Regions from separate parts of the Homo sapiens genome. Here region 1 is linked to region 2. Evidence: chromatin loops called from intact Hi-C (ENCODE). Cell type or tissue: HCT116. All regions are shown on one strand. Links, peaks and the distances in the headings refer to the core of each region. The heading gives the core; the rest is flanking DNA.

The links. Hi-C counts contacts between places; a loop is a spot of excess contacts. Peaks named below come from ENCODE experiments on the same cell type or tissue, not always from the same donor. Only the 100,000 strongest peaks of a DNase experiment are listed, where the experiment ranks them.
Region 1: a loop joins it to region 2, with 14 times the contacts of the local background. A loop is called at or near these places in 24 of 110 quality-filtered maps.

The regions. Positions count from the first base shown.
Region 1 is chr22:42,310,308-42,319,204 of GRCh38, forward strand. It overlaps a transcript of TCF20 not described here. Among named protein-coding and RNA genes, the nearest start is that of TCF20, 44 kb to the left of the region's middle. RefSeq lists enhancers at 115-821, 2,734-3,563, 4,395-5,224, 7,966-8,863. In HCT116, for the core only: a CTCF peak has its summit at 3,832 (motif pointing left); a DNase peak (open chromatin) is centred at 3,734; H3K4me3 peaks cover 1,154 bases; H3K27ac peaks cover 1,558 bases.
Region 2 is chr22:42,164,836-42,173,732 of GRCh38, forward strand. It overlaps TCF20 (transcription factor 20), which reads right to left. Exons shown (of 6, transcript NM_001378418.1): 4 at 5,012-5,061; 5 at 3,774-3,901. The coding sequence ends at 3,818. Among named protein-coding and RNA genes, the nearest start is that of CYP2D6, 38 kb to the left of the region's middle. In HCT116, for the core only: a CTCF peak has its summit at 4,321 (motif pointing right); a DNase peak (open chromatin) is centred at 4,326.

The DNA.
Region 1 (8,897 bases), core at 616-8,615, 150 kb after region 2:
GCCAGGTCCTGGGGATCTAGTGGAAACAAGATGGACAGTCCCTGGGGCTACGGAGCCCATGTCCCACTGGGGGAGACAGACAGTGAGAGACTCTCACAAATAACCCATTGATGCCAGCTCTCTGGGGGGTTGTGCGGGGGGGAGTAAGTGGTGCTAAGAGACTGTCGACAATAACAGGAATCCAGCCAGGGGGGCGCGTGGGCTCAGAGGAAGCAGTGTTTCAGCCAGGCTAGACGAGGAAGGCATGCAGAGAACTTTCCAGGCAGAGCCCTGAGGAGGAAAGGAGTATGGCTCGTGGAAGTGGCAGCCCGCATGGCTGGAATACAGTGGAGAGGACTGGCGTGGCAATGGAGTGCAAGGAGACAGGGCCTGTGGTGGACATGAGCAGGGTGGATTTTAGCCCCCAGGCAATGGGTGGCCAGGCCAGGAGCCTGAGTCTGGAAAGTTGCAAATTCCTGGACAGAGAGTGACAAGCCAGCCCCAACAGGTGGATCTGTGGTTTAAGGAGGCCACTCTGAGAGCCCAGGAGGGCCCCGCAGAGCCTGGGCCGCCCGCCTGCCCGCCCTCTTTTCTCCCCAGCAGAGCAGCGGCAGGCAGATTGATGAGGCGGAGGCTCAATCTGTCTTGAGTTTAGCTCAGCTTCTGGCTGCATCTTGGATGACACTGGCTCATCAATACCCAAGAAAATACGGCCTGGAGGGAGGAACACTTAGGAACCGTATGGCTGGCCCAAGGCTGGCCCGGTGGCATCCAGGGATTGCTCCCCTCAGAAGGTGCACACGAGTGCAGGAATCGGGGGACAGGGGGGTGGCCAGGCTCCCAAACTGCGGCTCACACACAGCCTGCCTCCCCTCAAGGACCTGCACGCCAGCCCTCCCACCTGCGGCAGGCTCTGGGCAGGGGTCCCTGCGGGGCTGGCGACTGGGACCTGCAGTCAGGGAGGCAGAAGGGGGCTGCCTAAGTGCTTCATCTCCTGGCACCAGGCCCAGGCCCAAGGCCTTTCCCAAGGGGACTGGGGGGAAGGGCAGGAGGGGCACTGAATGGTGTGTCATAGAGTAGGTACCCCCTGTGCCTCAGTTTCCTCATAAGAGAAACGAGGACATTTTTGCCTCAGGGTGGTGTGGGGATCAAATCAGCCTCTAGAAGTGATCACCTTTCCTAAAGGACAAAAGGCTGTGAGGATTGGGCCCTCTCTCAGCAGCTGCAAACCAGAGGGGCTGACCTTGGTGCCCTGCAGGGGCCACACCACCATCATACACCCATGTTGTGGACAGGAGCAAGGTGCAGTTGAAGGGTATGGACGGGAATCATGCAGACCCCAGGCCTGGCCCTCCCAGCTGGGAAACCTGCTAGCGGTGCCTCAGTCCCCTCCCCTGCAAAACGGGGATGAAAACATCCCAAGCCCAGGGCTGTAGGGCTGAAAAGAGCAAGAAAAGTGCAATCCCGGGCACCCTGCAGGCACACAGGAGCTGCCGCGTGTCCTCCCAACTCTGATTTCCCCGTCTCTTCCACAGACCCCTGCACCAGAGCCCTGCATAGTCAAGACAGCCCTGTTCTCCTAGGCACATAGGTTACCCAGAAGCTGGGACTTGAAAGGGTCTCCTTCCTAGAAGGGGTAGTGAGACTCTAGGGTTCTGCATTTTAGAAGAACTTAGGGCAACAGTTATGCCAAAGGAATGAATCACAAACGGTAAAACTTCTGCCAAAAGGCAACAGAGAAGGAGGAAGACATGGAGGATGGGGAAGGTTGCTCCTAGGACTTAGAAATCACCTTGCAGAGACAGGAAGTAGTGATAGGGTATGTACTATATGGCCAACATTACACCAGGTGCAGGAGCTACAGAAGAAGGGCACTCTCCAATGCCGAGAAGGTGCCATCATGGATGAGTGAATGAGTAAGCAGCTGTGGGGATTACAGCAGCAAGGACTCTGCCACTGCCCCTCCTGACTGGTCCCCCAGTAGTCAGCGGGCCACCTGCCTGGTACCAGGACAGCCCACACAGACATGGCCCTGCCTTGTCTAGACCAGCAGCTGCTGAGAATGAGATCCCCATGGGTGTAGCTGGTAGAATAAATGGGTTCCCTGGCTGGACTTGACCTTATTGAGGGGGTCTGATGGAGCCAGGCCAGGTGGGGCCCCAGGCCTCAGAGGAATATACAAAAGGAGCTATGGAGGCGGGCCTGGGGGAATGAGGGTTGGGGGAGCTTGGATTCTAGAATCCACACTACCCACAAAACCACTATGGGGATCAAAGCCCAAGGTGATGACCCACGTTCAGAGCCAGCTCTATTATCACCCATTCCCCAGGGTGTGGAGTGGGCTGTGGGGACAGACAGACCTGTTGCCGCCCTGGCCTGGCAATCCCATTGCTGTCAGGTCCCGGTCACCCCCCATCCCTGCTGAGCCTCAGGCTCCCCATCTGCAAGATGTGACTGGTCATCCCTTCATGAAGAGCCAGGAGCTGCAAGTCCCTGGAAGCTCATAGAGTATCTCCCTCCTCTCCCCATTGTCTGAGCCACAGGTGAAAGCATGGGGCCCCAATCTAGTGCCCTGCATGCCCAATGCCCAGGCCTCAAGGCCCACGTCTGCAGAGCCCAGGGGAAAGGTGCCTTGAGGACGAAGCTGGGTCCTGGGGAGCCAGCTCCAGTACTGGGGGTGGCTCACTGTTTCCTGTCCAGGAATGCTCAGGACAACCAGCTTCTTGCAATCTTCCCAGCTCAGGCTCCCCAGCCTGAGTCACACCATCACCATACTGTGGACCCTGGACAAGCCTCCGGACTTTTCTGGGCCTCACCTTCCCCACCTGGGAGTGCAGGTGCTAATGCCCACCTGTGGGCTGTGTCACACCATAGGCCAAGAGCTTCTTCAGTGCCTGGCACTCAGTAGGCCTGCAATAAATGGAGACAGCTGCTAGGATGCAGGCGAACCCCCTGGTGCACAGTAGGGTCTCAACCCAATCCCGCTGACCCCATAGCATGGACAAGGCGAGGTTCTCAAAGGCCTCTGAGAGCCAGAGGTGCCTAGACCTGCCTCGTGCAATACAGCATCCTCTCCACAAGTCAGGAAAGGCCCCTGCAGCTGCGAGCAGAGCCCTGCCCGCTGCACTCTCCCATTACCCTCTCAGCCTTCCTTCACATTGCTTCCTGCCTCACACCACCTCCTCCAGGGGGTGCCTCGATCATCTGCCAGAATGCAACTCACTTTCCTGTGGATACCTCTGGGGTTCTGTTAGGACCCTGGATGTCCCCAAGACACCTGAGGCTCACTGCAGCCTCAACAGAATTCTTTCTTTTTTTTTTTTTTTTTTTTGAGACAGAGTCTCGCTTTGTCGCCCCAGCTGGAGTGCAGGGGCACGATCTTGGCTCACTGCAACCTCCACCTCCTGTGTTCAAGCAGTTCTCCCGCCTCAGCCTCCCGAGTAGCTGGGATTACACAAGTGTGCCACCACGCCCAGCTCACTTTTGTATTTTTAGTAGAGACAGGGTTTCGCCAAGCTGGCCAGGCTGGTCTCAAACTCCTGACTTCAAGTGATCTGCCCGCCTCGGCCTCCCAAAGTGCTGAGGTTAGAGGCGTGAGTCACCGCGCCGGGCCAACAGAATTCCCCGCCTCAGGGAACACCTTTGCCCCGGCTGTTCCCGCTGCCTGGAATGCTCTTTCCCAAGATCTGTGCGTGACTGCCTCCTTCCTGTCCTTCCCTTCTCAGTGCAACGGCAGGTGCTCTGTCTGCTGTGTTCAGAGCTGTGACCTTTGTGCCTACATAGCGCCTGCAACAAGGCAGATACAGGCTCAGCAGGGAGCCCCGTTCCTGAGGCTGGGGCTGCCCTATAGGGGCCCCTTGTGGCCACTCCAGGGCAGAGAGAAGACATCTCCGCTAACCCAAGGACCTGAAGATAAACTTGGAGGTGATGTGGTGCATGTCTGGAACTGGCCAGAATCCGTCTCTTCCGGATGTGTGCTCTGGGGCAGATGCCTAATGCGAATCGCTTCTGTCATCAGGACACCTGGGGGCTTGACACGGACCAGCTGCCGCTGCCGGGGGACAGGCTGCCAGAGCGCCGATGGGCTCTCAGCGAAATTGATGGCCATTGTCAGAAAATGATTTCCCCATGGCCACATCGCAGGCCCTCGGAGGAGCTTGAATCCCAGGCATCGATGCCTCCTGCGGCAGGCGGGCAGGCGGCCAGGCATGTGGGCAGGCAGCCCACACCTGACCCAGCTGCTTCCCAGAGCCGGGGAGCTAGCAATTACCAGGCGGGAAGAGGAACCCGCAGGTCCTGCACCCAGGAGGCCCAAGCCAAGGGCTGAGGGCTAGCAGGGAGCCCGCCTCTCCCAGGGAGAACAGGGGGTCCTGCCCTGCACCCCTCCTGTCTGCTCTGTGCCCACAAGCCCAGTGCTGACTGGCACAGTGCAAGCACCCGGTGGATGTCTGCTGAATGAAGGAAGGAAGAATGAACTCTAGAAACTTCAGAGAGGATTCTGGAGCAGCATCTGGAGAGGGGATTCAACAACAATAAAGAGGGCAGGGGCACGAAAACCTGGGCTCCAGAACCCCTCCCTCCAGCCCCGACCCAGGGAGGAGGGGAGCGGCTGAATGAGGGGAGGTGGCAGAGCGGAAGGCCCTCACAGCCCAGCCTCCTGGCCCAAAGTCTTCAGCTCACACCACAGCAGGATGTTTTTGTTTTAAACTGGCTGTGCCTCCTTTAAAAGTAAGAGGTGGCAGGAAATTGGATCTGATGACACAAAGCCAGTTTTCACACAATTTTTCAGAAACCTGGAATCAAGGAATGGTCTGAGGAGACCCAAGCAGGGAGGGGGCAGACAGGAGGCTGTGGACACCTCTAGAGATTTCCCCAGGGCAGTCCTGACAGGGGAGGTTCTGGAACAGTTCAGTCTGTCAGCAATCACCAGCCACCTAATGGGGGCCTGAAGCAATGAAAAGTGGGAGAAGCCAGTGGGAGCCCCAGGGTGCTCACACACCATGCTGGGGGTGCAGGAGAGGCACCACAGTGGGCTCCATCTGGGGTCCTCATGGCAGGTGGGCTGCAGGTGAGGACAGGCTCAGAGAGGAAGGACTCTCTGAAGGACAGGCAGCTTGAAGCTGGGGTATCCAGGCCAGGCACACAGGGTAAGAGAGGAAAGGAGGGCAGCCCAGGCAGGTGGAATGGGCTGGACATAGGCAGGAAGAGCAACATCCACTCCCTTGCCTATTCACTCAACAAACTTTCACTGGTTCTACCTCTGGGCAAAGTCCTGGGCTGGCCATGGGGCCAACACTGAGTGAGACTTCCTCACTGAAGCTGGTGGCTTCAGGAAGGTGTGGACAGTGCCATGAATGAGGGAAGCCTAGGGGGCCAGAGAGGGGGGCACATAAGACATCTACCATCCTGGGACAGGGCTGGTCAGAGAGGACTACCCAGAGGAGGCATCATTAGAGTGGCAGATGAACCAGAGGTAGCCCCAGGTGGAGGAGACAAGAAAGGCATCCAGGCAGAGGGAACAGCAGGAGTAAAGATATAAAGACAAGGCTGGGCGTGGTGGCTCACGCCTGTAATCCCAGCACTTTGGGAGGCCGAGGTGGGTGGATCACTTGAGGTCAGGAGTTTGAGACCATCCTGGCCAACATGGTGAAATCCCGTCTCTATTAAAAATACAAAAAATTAGCTGGGCGTGGTGGTGCATGCCTGTAATCCAGGTTACTCGTTGTCAGGAGAATCGCTTGAACCCAGGAGGCGGAGGTTGCAGTGAGCTGAGATCGCGCCACTGCACTCCAGTCTGAGTGACAGAACAAGACTCTGTCTCAAAAAAAAAAAAAAAAAAAAAAAGATTTAAAGACAAGAGGCCACATCAAGGCAGGATTTGGACTTTATCCGAGCACCAGGGAGCCCTGGCAGCTTCCAAGGAAGAAGGGACCCAGGCAGGTTTGCAGGCTAGGAAAGTCACCAGGCACAAATGGAATAAAGACTGCAAAGTGCCTGCAGGCTTCCAGGGCCAGAGTGGTGATGAGAAGATGCTCCCAAACGCTGACCCTGTGAAAATGTGACACCCAAAAGAGCACTAGCATGGGAGTCTCTGCTCAGTTCAGTCCCCTGGGCCTTCCCTGCACCCATGCAGCAGGGGCACACCACACATACTCAAGGAGACAGACTGGCCCACAAGTTAATCTGTCAGAGCCTGGAGGGTCAGAGAAGGGCGAGGTGGGCAGAGGCTCCTCCTCCACCTGCCAGGTTCAAGCGATTCGCCTGTCTCAGCCTCCTGAGCAGCTGGGACTACAGGCATGCGCCACCACGCCCGGCTGATTTTTGTATTTTTAGTAGAGACGGGGTTTCACCATGTTGGCCAGGCTGGTCCTGAACTTGACTTCAAGTGATCCGCCTTCCTCGGCCTCCCAAAGTGCTAGGATTACACGCGTGAGCCACTGCGCCCTGCTGGCCCACCTTTTCTTGCTGAAGCCAGGATCCGAACACATCACTTCCCTGCTCAAGGGCCATCGATAGCTCCCACCACCTCCTGGATCACAGTCAAACTCTTTGGCCTCCAGCCCCTCTGAAGCTGACACTGGCAGAACTTTCTGGTCTCATCTCCACCACTTCACTCCAGCCAAGCGTCGCCCTTTCCCCAAGTGCCAGGCGTCTTTTCCCGTCTGTGCCCACTGCTTTTCTCTTCCTGGAATGCCCTTCCTTACCCCTTTGCTGCCAAGTGGACTCTGGCATGGCCGTAAGGCATCTTCAATGGTCCCATGTCCTCAACACTCTTCCCAGACACCCCAAATCCCCCAAAGAGCACTGGCAACACTATCCGTCTGCCTCCCCTGCAGACTGAGCGCTCTGTGTGCTTGGCCACGTCTGACTCACCCCACCTTCCCCGCCCGCCCTCACTCGGCACACCCTCAACATTTGCTGAAATGAATAAATTATCTCATTTAGCCACAGAGCACTCCCAGCTTGAATGTCGGAGGTTCAGCCAAGAGCCCTAGCGTGGAAATCACCACACTGAAGGTGGCAATATTTCACCTCGCCCAGAAATTTACTGCAAGTTCTCAAGTCTCCCTAGAGTGCGTGTTTATGTGTGTGGTGGGGAAGGAGGGGCGGCGCTGGGTGACGGAGCTTCGATTTAAACACAGATGACGGAAAATCTCCTTTTCCTCCCACTATGTCTGGCCCACCAAGCCCACCTAGGCCCTTCCCCAGTGTCACCTCATTACCCACTCACTACCTGGTACATGGGCAAAGAAAAATACCCCCATCTCACCAAGGTGGAAACTGAGGCTCGGAGAGGCCAAGTGACTGGCCCAAGGCAGCACCCTCAGAGGAGGGCTCTGCTCCTGCATTCCCGCTGGGGGCTGGGGGGGAAAGGGGTGTAGACTCAGCCGCAGGACAGCGGGAGGGTGGGGGTTCTGTGGGCCTTTCCCACGGTCCAGCAGTGGGGAGGGTGGAAGAAGGGAGCCGAGGTGGGCACAGGGCGATCCCTCCCTCACAACGCTACAGAGAAAAATGGCAGGCAGCCAGCAGGGCCCAATTAGGTAGCCAGCTTCAAAGGCACCCATGAGCCAGTAAGAGCCAGATCCCACTCGAGCCCAGGCGGGGCACCCTCCTGGCTGCCTGCCGTGCATGCCTGTCCATCCCCTGGCAGCCCCATTGGCCACACTCCCAGAGCCCTATGGGGCAGGCAGGCCCAGGCCCAGACAAGCCCCTGCACAGGGGCGTGTGCCCAGGGCAGCCTGGGCCTTGACCCCACAAGCACCCCCGGCCCGCTTACCTGCCAGAGGCCCTGGCCATGGCCACAGGCCCCAACGGGGCACCACAGGCCCCGCCCTGCTCGCCAGGTATGATTTGCATATGCTAATTAGCCGCACATCTCTTGCTCCCCTTGGAGCCAGCTTGTTTGGGGAACGGCTGGATCTGGCTATACCTGTACCATGCTGATGTCACGCCGAGCTATTTCCAGCCCAGTTGCCATGGAAACCACAAGGCCTCAGCTCCAGTTAGGAGTTCAATATATAATTTACTTACTTCCCCATCCCCCCAGCCCCACCCCAAAAAGACTAGGGCGTACAGGGAACAATTGGCTAAAATATACAATAACACCCTCCACTTCCCTCGCGGCCTGTGAGAGGAGAGGGGAGGAGGAGGAGGGAGGAGTGCGGCGCAGCGGAACGGTAAATTCATTTTGGAAGAAGGGGGGATGGCAGGGAGGAGAGAAGAGCTTTCCTCATTAAGACGAAGAACAGAGGCTGGCACTCAGGGATGATTCCAGGGAGCAGGCCCGGGCCAGGCAGGAGTCAGGATGCCGCCCTCTGCCCAGTGAGCCCTAGCACTGCCCAGCCAAGCCTTCATCAGGGACCACGAGTGAGGGATGACTCCAGGCCCCCAGCCACCAGGCTGCAGGTGACCTGGGGTTTCTGTGGAAGCCCAGGGCTTATGAGGGCACTGCTGTCTCAGCTGCCACTGCTCTGGTACTTCCAGACACAGGGATGCCATCAAGGCCTGCTGTTCATAAGCAGGTCCCAGTATGGGGGTGGGGGGCACTGGCCACCTCCATGCCTGGGTGTGTGGGGTGCTCCTGATTGACCCTGTGGCCAGCTGAGGCCTGGGGCCATGAAATCAGCCAGCAGAGGCACCTGCCCAATGGAGCTTAGGGCCCTGGCACTGCCCTGACCTGAGATCACTCCAGCTGTGTTCTAAAGGCATTCTCTGACACCTGCTCTGTGCCACACCTTGTAAGGGGTACTAGGGGGGCATGAGAGGACTCAGACACAGCCCCACATGCAGGGAACATTCAGGCTGGCCGTGGGAGGGCAGAGATGGTGCTATGGGGACACTAAGGAGGTATGTGACCGTCACACGTAAAGTCTAGGAAGACTTCCTGGAGGAGGTGCTGGCCAGAGCTAAGGCTTGAA
Region 2 (8,897 bases), core at 537-8,536:
GTTTCCAGCACAAGGAACTGTGTGTGCAGAAGCCCAGAGGAAGGAAGCCTGGTCCCTGAGGAGCTGGAGGCAGCCAGGGGCCTGGAGAGTCACCTGAGACTTCCATAGGGCTCTGGAAGGCAAGGTGAGATGTCTGGGCTTTGTGTGGAAGATGACAAGAATCTCTGACGTAGAGAAGGGACAGGACTGGAGGGAGGCCTAATGAAGATTGCACTTGGCTGCTGAGCAGTGGCAGGGAGGCGGGCACTATAGCAGCCACAATGCCTGGGCTGGGGCTGGTGGGGAAGGAAAGTGGACAGACTCAGGCTCTCCTCTGGAGGTGTAACCCTGGACTGCCTCTGGACCAGTTTGGGGAAAGGGGAACTCTAGAATGTGACATTCATGCATACACACAAATGGACTGTGTGATGTCCAGCTCCAGGGGCAGGGGGGCCACGCCCCGTTCCCTGCCTTGCTCAGCGTCCATCCATGGCTGTTCTGTGCAGGGTACATAGCATCCAGGATGCAGCATTAGCCCTGATCAAGGTTATGCTTCCCATGTGCTGGACCACAGGGCCTGTTAGGGCAAGCTGGGGCCTCCTTGTTTAATTCACGACAGGAGGAAGAGCTGGGTATAGGGACTCCACTGTCAAAAGCCCTGCCAACCAATGACACAAGCCAGCAAGGCAACCCCCTTGGCACAAAGAGACAGTGGGCAACCACGGGCCTGCAGAAGGACTTTTCCCCTCCGCACTCCTGGCGAGGGTCAGGTACCAGATACCTCACAGGCTGGGAGGCAGGGGCGGCATCTTTTAACCCCAAGCCTTGGGTATTTTTTGCTATAAGAGACAGCTGCAGGGTCCAATCTGCTGCCTTGACCCCTCCAACTCCCAAGAGAAACCCACAGCTAGGCATGGCAGATCAACGGGCTGAGAGCCAGTGTGCTGTGCTGGCACTTAGAGACATTTCCCAATGGAATCTCAAAAGGTTGGCACTGCTATTCCTGTTTTTACAGAAGAAACCGAAGTACAGAGACATGGAGTAGTCTGATCTTAGTCACACAGCACCTATCATATCACTCTGTCAGAACATGGCGCACTAGGAGGCAGACACACACGCACATTCGCTGTCTGTTCCCTGCCTTGTCAGGGCACCCAATAATGGTGGCTCTCTGTCCCCAGCATGGGGCCCAAGATGAGTCCTCCTTTAGTCAGAGGTGTGATTCTATCCCCAGTCACCAGGGCTTCTACCACAAATGAAGGACGGTGACCACCCTCAATGTCACTGCTGAACTGGGAAACCAGGAAAAGCTATATGCCTTGTGGGAACAGCACATAAAAAACATTTCAGATGGACAGGACTGGATGCAGTGAGTCCATCCTCTCCCTCCAAGAGCTGAATGGAATGGTTCAACCTCAATGGACCTGAGACGACTCTCTTCAATGGGTGAGGCCACTTCATCACTGTGCTTCAACCCAGAAGGATGAAGCTCATTGTTCTGTTCAAGAGTTGGCCGGGCGCCGTGGCTCACGCCTGTAATCCCGGCACTTTGAGAGGTCAAGGCGGGAAGATCACTTGATGTCAGGAGTTCAAGGCCAGCCTGGGCAACATGGTGAAACCCCATCTCTACAAAAAATACAAAAATTAGCTGGGCGTGGTGGTGCACACCTGTAGTCCCAGCTACTCGGGAGGGCTGAGGCGGGAGAATCGCCTGAACCCCAGAGATGGAGGTTGCAGTGAGCCGAGATCGTGCCCCTGTACTCCAGCCTGGGCGACAAAGTGAGAATCCGTCTCCAAAAAAAAAAAAAAAAAGAGTCAAGGGCCCTGACAGCTAGGAAGGAAGGCCCAAGAATGACTAGAGAGGAACAGATGAACAAAATCCCCAGGAGATTTGTCCACCAGGCCCAGGGCCTGAACTTTCTTTTTCTCAAACACAGATGCAATTCCAGGACAAAAACAAAAAACACTTAAGCTCTTTCCTTAACCAGGTCTTCTAGGACACATTCCAGGAATACGCATCGTGGTCCCCTACAGAACTTGACTCTAACCATCTTGGCCTGTGCTGGCACAGGGGTGACAATGGGAAGGCACAGTGACACCCTCAGGAGCGTAGGGACATGCAGGAGGGCCAACAGAAACAGTCCTTTCAAAACCACGCAATGCAATGGCTGCCTTGTCCTAAGGGCTAATCCCAGGAAAAGGAGCAGGCAGTGCTGCCCAGCAGGTTCTGGAAAACCAGCAGCCACTCGCTGATGGTGGCAATGTACTCCAAGTCCAAGAGGCTTCATTTGCTCATCTGGTTCCTCTGACCCAGGAACACATGGAATGGCTTCCACCCACCTCCCCACTTTGCTCTGATCCCTTCACTGCCAGCCCTACTCCCCGGAAGAGGAAAGAGAAAGGCACCACACTCAACGCTCTATCAAGAAGGCACTCAGCAGCCCCCACTTGACTTCTCAAATGGCGTGGCAGCCGAGGGGCCTTCTCCGGAAATTAGTAGTGGTAACAAGGAGGAGGGCACGTTCCAGAAGGTGGTCAGGCACATGGTGGTGCCGGAAGGGACACGTCTAGCGTAGCTGTGTGAGTCAAACTCCTGAGGTCGACACAGAAGTCCTCCCATTTGAGAGAAATGACCCCTCAATGAATATTTCTGAGACAACTAGTCCTCCTGCCCCATCCTGTAGCAGCAAGTGCCACAAGGTACATTTTGGTTTTTCTTTTCTTTACAACCTATTTCCCTTCATGCCTCAGTGACGCAGGGAGGGTGAAGGAGCAGCATGGAGCTCAGAGGCCTGCAGCTTCTAGAGACCCCAAGTCCTATCATCCTGTTTTCACAGATGCCTGCCAAGAGGGCCGTGACCACAATAATCCCACACAAACTCACAGCAAGCACAACTCAATCACAAGAATTTTTTTTCTTTTTTTGAGACAGGGTCTCACTGTGGCCCAGGCTGGAATGTAGCGGCACGATCATGGCTCACTGCAGCCTCAACCTCCAGGTTTGATCAAGTGATCCTCCCAGCTCAGCCTCCTGAGTAGATGGGACTAAAGGCATGTACCACCACGCACGGCTAATTTTTTTTTTTTTTTTTAATGTAGACACAGGGTCTCACTGTTGCCCAGGCTGGTCTTGAACTCCTGGGCTTAGGCGATCCTTCTGCCTCAGCCTCCCAAAGTGCTGGCATTACAGGTATGAGCCACCATGCCCAGCCTCGAGATTTTTAAGAGTAAAATTAAATCAGATGCTAGAGTCTACTAAATCTTTGAGGATTTTTCTTTCCTTTGTACTTCTGCAAAAAGGAATCCTTCATAATACTGGAAAAAAAAGATTTCTAATAACAAAACCCAAGAGTTCTGTTGTTTTCAAAGGAAAACACACCATAAGCTTTACAGAAATGTAGTAAATTAAAAAGAAGAGACCTTTGACTGGAACCCTTTCTGAGACGGGGGAAAGAGCAGGGGCTACTGGCAAGAGATGCCCTGCCCAAGAAAGAGACCTAAAAGCCTGTTGTGTCCACTCACAAGGCCACCCCTGGCCAGCTGTGCCCTGAAGGGCTGCCTTCAGGAACAGTCACCCTGCACCCCATTGGCAGTGGACAGTTTAGAAGCCCCCACTCCTTTCCACAGATAATCTGGGGAGCTAAGTAACCAATGGAAGAACACTGCATCCACCTGGCGTTGTCATCCACAGGATGAAATGCTGGTGGCAGAGCATAGAGCGAGCAGGAGGGCAGAGGCAACGACGCCTGCTGGGAGCCGGGCAGGATGCAGGGAGCCCGGTGGCCCCGACTCACCTGTGCTTGCTGTCCTTTCCATTCCCACGAGCACACTGCCCCCCTCACCCCCGCTCCGACTGCTCTGTGCTGAGGCTGCCTTTCGCGGTCTTGTTCTGCAAGGGGGGGAGAGGGCACGGAAGGGGAGGCTGACACGGGCAAAACCAAGAGGAGACAGACAGGTGGGAGAGGACAGTGCAGAAATCAGGGAGGGCAAAGGGAGGACAGGAGTGGCACATGGAAAAGGAAAGAAAAGGCAGAGTCAGTCCTGACCGACAAACAGGAGACATTCAGACAGGGTTTTCTGAGGCAAAATGTGACCCTTAAAAAGGGGAGTTCTAAAAATAACATGCAAATTAAGTAAAAATAAAGAGAATATAAGATCCTGTGACCACTCCCCGCCCTTCCCCAGAAATAATTTTTAAAGAAAAGCATAAGCAAGCATCTTTCAGGAGCATTTTGAGGGCAGACCTCTCTGGACAACCTCCTTCTAGTACTTTCGGCCCTACTAGATTTAAGACTGCGAGTGACCAGTGACCACCAGGTGTCAGTGTGACCTCAGCCAGAGACACAGTGCAGCCCCTGCAGGAAACATCAGGTGGCAGTGGTCTCCGTTCTGATCCTTTCTTGGGGCTCCTTCTCCATATACACCCTCCCCACACACATATGTGGTATCCACAAACAGACCATTCACCCCTTACCTCCCACCCTTTCCTAAAGGAAGCGACCACGAGACCACCTCCTAAATAAACTGGGAAGTGGAGCCCGAGACAGCCCATCCACTGTGCATCAGGCTGCTTCTGCAGAAGCACAACCTGGAAGAGACTGAGCTTCCCCAGAGCCTTGTGGTCAGCTCGACTTCTAGTCTGGGAAGATGCCTTTGCACAGGCCTCAAGGCCTAGAACCAGACTTACCAAACGCCAACCTGTGAATTGGGGTTCTATTCACCTCAAGTGGAAATCAGTGGCTTGATCGAGTTAGATATTCTCACCTCTCTTAATGAACAGACAAACACCCCCTCTCCCAAAACACATTTCTCCTGGGATCCTCATAATACTCCGAGTGCTGGCCCCCATGCCACGGGTCTCCCTTCAGCATCATGCCCCTCCACCCTCCCAGGGCCAGGAGGGGACTAACAGCCGGAGGCACAGGTGGGGACAGGTGTGGGTGAGGCCCACCAACACCTGGTCTTCAGGTCTTTCAGGAGGAGCCACCCTCGATCCCATCCCTGCTGGTAGCTCTTGGGGCCTCTGACTCACCTTGTGCTTAGGGCACCTCACCGAGAAGTTCTCCTCATGTAGCAAACAATCTGGAAGACAGAAGGGGACAGTCAGATGGAGACTTCACAGCTGGACATAGGTGTGGTCATGCTGGCTGGGATTGACAGGGTCAGACATAAAGGTAGCAGGTCGCTACACTTACTTCTAATAGGAAAACATTAGAGACAACCCAAGTAAGCTATGATACCTTAACATGATGGATATCGGTCACTTAAAAATTAACATTTGAAAAGAGTTAATGGTATGGAAAACACCCATGAAACAAAACTGCTTGAAAAAACCAGGATGTACAAATGTATAAATGTGCTAATTTTATTAAAATGTTTCTACGCATTAAAAAAAGACTTGGGGCTGGGTACCATGGCTCACACCTGTAATCCCAGCACTTTGGGAGGCCGAGGCAGAAAGATCACTTGAATCCAAGAGTCAAGACCAGCTTGGGCAACACAGTGAGATCCTGTCACTATTAAAAAAAAAAAAAAAAATACTGAAAGGCTGGGTGTGATGGCACTTGCCTATAGTCCCAGCTACTTGGGAGGCTGAGGTGAGAAGACTGCTTGAGCCCAGGAGTTCAGACTGCAGTAAGCTACTATCACATCACTGCACTATAGCCTAGGCAAGCAAAACTGTCTTAAAAAAAAAAAAAACTACTTGGGAGGCTGAGGCAGGAGAATCACTTGAACCAGAGAGTCGGAGGTTGCAGTGAGCCGAGATCACACCACTGCACTCCAGCCTGGTGACAGAGCGAGACTCCGTCTCAAAAAAAAAAAAAAAAAAAAAAAAAAAAAGACTGAAAGGAAATCTATGAATATGTAACAATAATTCTCTTTGGGTAAGAAGATACAGCTGATTTAAATTTTATCTTTTCTATATTCCCACGATATCACCAATAAATGCTATTTTAAAAATCCTTGATTCTAGGCTAACCCCATTTCTCAGGCTCAAGCCAAAGCCTCCTTGTAAAAACACTTTAAAATCTAGACGCGTATTTTCTTCTCTGTACAGAGAATGCCCAGGTGTCTGAGACAGAAAGGTGGCCAGGCCCAAGAGCCCCACTGTCACCTTTGCCCCACGACCCACGGAGACACAGAAGCCTCCAACACAAATCACATAATCCACACTAAATGCTTCAGAGGAAGGTAAAATCCCATGAGGATGCTTTTAATCCTTGGAGGAAAAATGATTCATTCCAACTTGTAACATGATGACAGCATCCTGGATGGCAGCAAGGACACATCTGCCTCCAGGTGAGCTGAGCTCTCACACAAGGGTAGTGCATGGATCAGGGCAAGGAAATCTAATTAATGAGTTCACTCTGCACACCACAGCTCCTGGAGACCGACAGCCAGGTCACTGGTGCAAAACGCGGTGGCAGAATGTTAATAAATATTGATAACACATTCTCAGAGAGCTCCCAGGCACCATGGCAGGAGGCAGCCACGGTACTTATCCTTGTTAAATTTAAACTGAGATCCAGACTAGCAGCCTGTGCACCCACAGATTTCAAGTGCAATAGTAATAAGCAATGAACATACACATGAAAACTTTTCAGGTCCCGGTATCCTAAAACAAATCAAAAAGACCCTTTTATATTTGGCCAGACCTGGAACATCATAGCCTGTCTTTCGTTGGAGCCCATGAGTATCTAAGAGAGTGGGCGGCAGCCTTCTTGGCTCCGTGGGCCCAAGAGCTCAGCAACTTACTACTAACCTCCAAGCCCCTCCCCCAGCAAGCAACTAGCAAGGCAATAAATGAAATGTGTTAATTTAAAACCCACAAGTACATAGTGTGACCAAGACTCCCGCTGCTCCAATCTGCCAGAGAGTTTATAAACAGCAGGAGCCAGACAACTGGAGCTCAGGGGATATGCTCTCTTCTTACCTGGGCTCTGGCAGCAAGCACTATGCTGGCTTAGTCTCTAGTTTGGGCCAAACAGAAACAGTACAGCACACGTGGGGCTGGGCCACGCTTACGCCACAGGGGTTTATACCAGTGAGGACAGGGACCACACGAGCAGCAAAGGGTGCCATCAGAAAGGCGCAGGTGGCTCAGTTCCCTCACGGCCACAGAACAGTGACCAGCTGTGATGGACCATTAATAAAACACGCCTCATGTTAGGAAATGCGTTCCCTCTGAGTTAGAAGCAGAAAAGAGTAAGACACTATGAATGCACGCTAACGACAACTTGAAACTAATGCCAGATACATCTGGAAATGAAGTCTCCTACAGCAATCTGCCTGAGGCAGTGTCCATCTCTGACAAGGCCTCCCATGCAGGAACACTGTGCAGACAATGCCCTCCTCTGTTCTCATACATGTCCACAGGCCGTCAGGAAGCACAATTCACGTTCCTGGCAGGGGCCAGAACCACAGCTAGAGAGCTCAGAAACCTGGAGGGCACAGGGGAGCTTCTCCTCTTACCAGTCCCTGCTGGGAGGGAAGAGTGAAGAGCAGTAGGTGTAGTAAAACCTCTTCTGAGGACTCTGAACAGGCAACTGCACCTACATGGCCAGCCAGTCAAGGTCTCTCAATCTGTGTTCTTCAAGGCCCAGGCACCATCCTACACTGTCCAGAGGGCGCAGTCAGCACTTCTGCATAGTGAAGTCAAAGTAAACAGCTTGCGAGATCATCATCCAAGCTCAAAAAGACCTACAAGGTGGCCTAGTCAACAAGATGGCTTGCAGACACAAACATCAACCCCCAGAAGAGAAGGCCACTTTCATTTCCCTCTTCAAGCTCAAAGGCAGAATGGATTTACTAAGCTCCTCATTATAAGCTCTGTGAAGCTTCAGATACCCACATGCATCCACATGCTCCCAGGCTGAGGATGGTGGGCTCAAGGAGGGAGGTAGGAAAAACAAGAAGGGTTTAATGTCCTTTGGATCTGTTGTGTAGCAGACACAGACTCCAATTCACCTACACTCTACCCCAGTACTACTGTTATTCCTTATGTTGGCACACTGCAGGGCTTGGGACACAGGGGCCTGCCAGCCCCACCCTGCCTTGCCGAAGGGTAGGCTCAGGCTCCTGGGCCATAAGGAGGGAAATATGGGGCTCTTGGCACTGGGACTGGCTCCTGTGAGGCAGACGGCTGTCCCCCGGGGAGGAGTCAGACTACTGGCATTTCCTAATGACCCATCCAGGGCTCTGATGGCACCAGCAAGATCAAAGTCTGCAGCAGAGATAGCAGCTTTAAAATGCTACTGCAACGAGAGCTGCAGAAAGTAGAATTCCCAGCTGTTTTTTCATGAGAGTAGAAGAAAAAAAAAAAACCCTCCACACAAGGTTCTTTACGCACAGTGGAATTATTAATGAGCTACCACAGCCTTTTTTTCTCGTCTTAATTGTTGTGGCTCATTGCATTAAATACATTAATTAAAAAAAAAAAAAAACAGAGCTCATGCTCTTATTACTGTAACCCCCCCCACCTGGAGCCAAATCCTGTGCCTATGACATAACAAGCAACACAAAACAGCTGACCATGATGTCAGAAATGCAGGGTCAACATCAGGTGGGGGGGAAGGTGGCAGGAGTCACAGATCATGAAACAAAGATTCTGTTTCTATGGAGATGTCCCAGTAATAAAAGTCTTCCCTGAGACATCAACAGCTCTTTAAAGATCTGGGTGGGTTGACAGCAAGGCAGAGATGAAAATGTTAAACTGCTCTTTACTCCATAAGGGAGGTTAGGGATTCTCAAACCAAGGACTTATTTTTGTTATGATTAGAAAGAAAAGTCCATCAATAAACTTGTTTCCTGGATACAAAGTTACATCATACACAGAGAGCAATTTCCAAGAAGACTGTGTGGAATAATACAAGCGTCCATCCCCACAGAGCAGTGCAGGCCTCTGGGTCACTGTGACT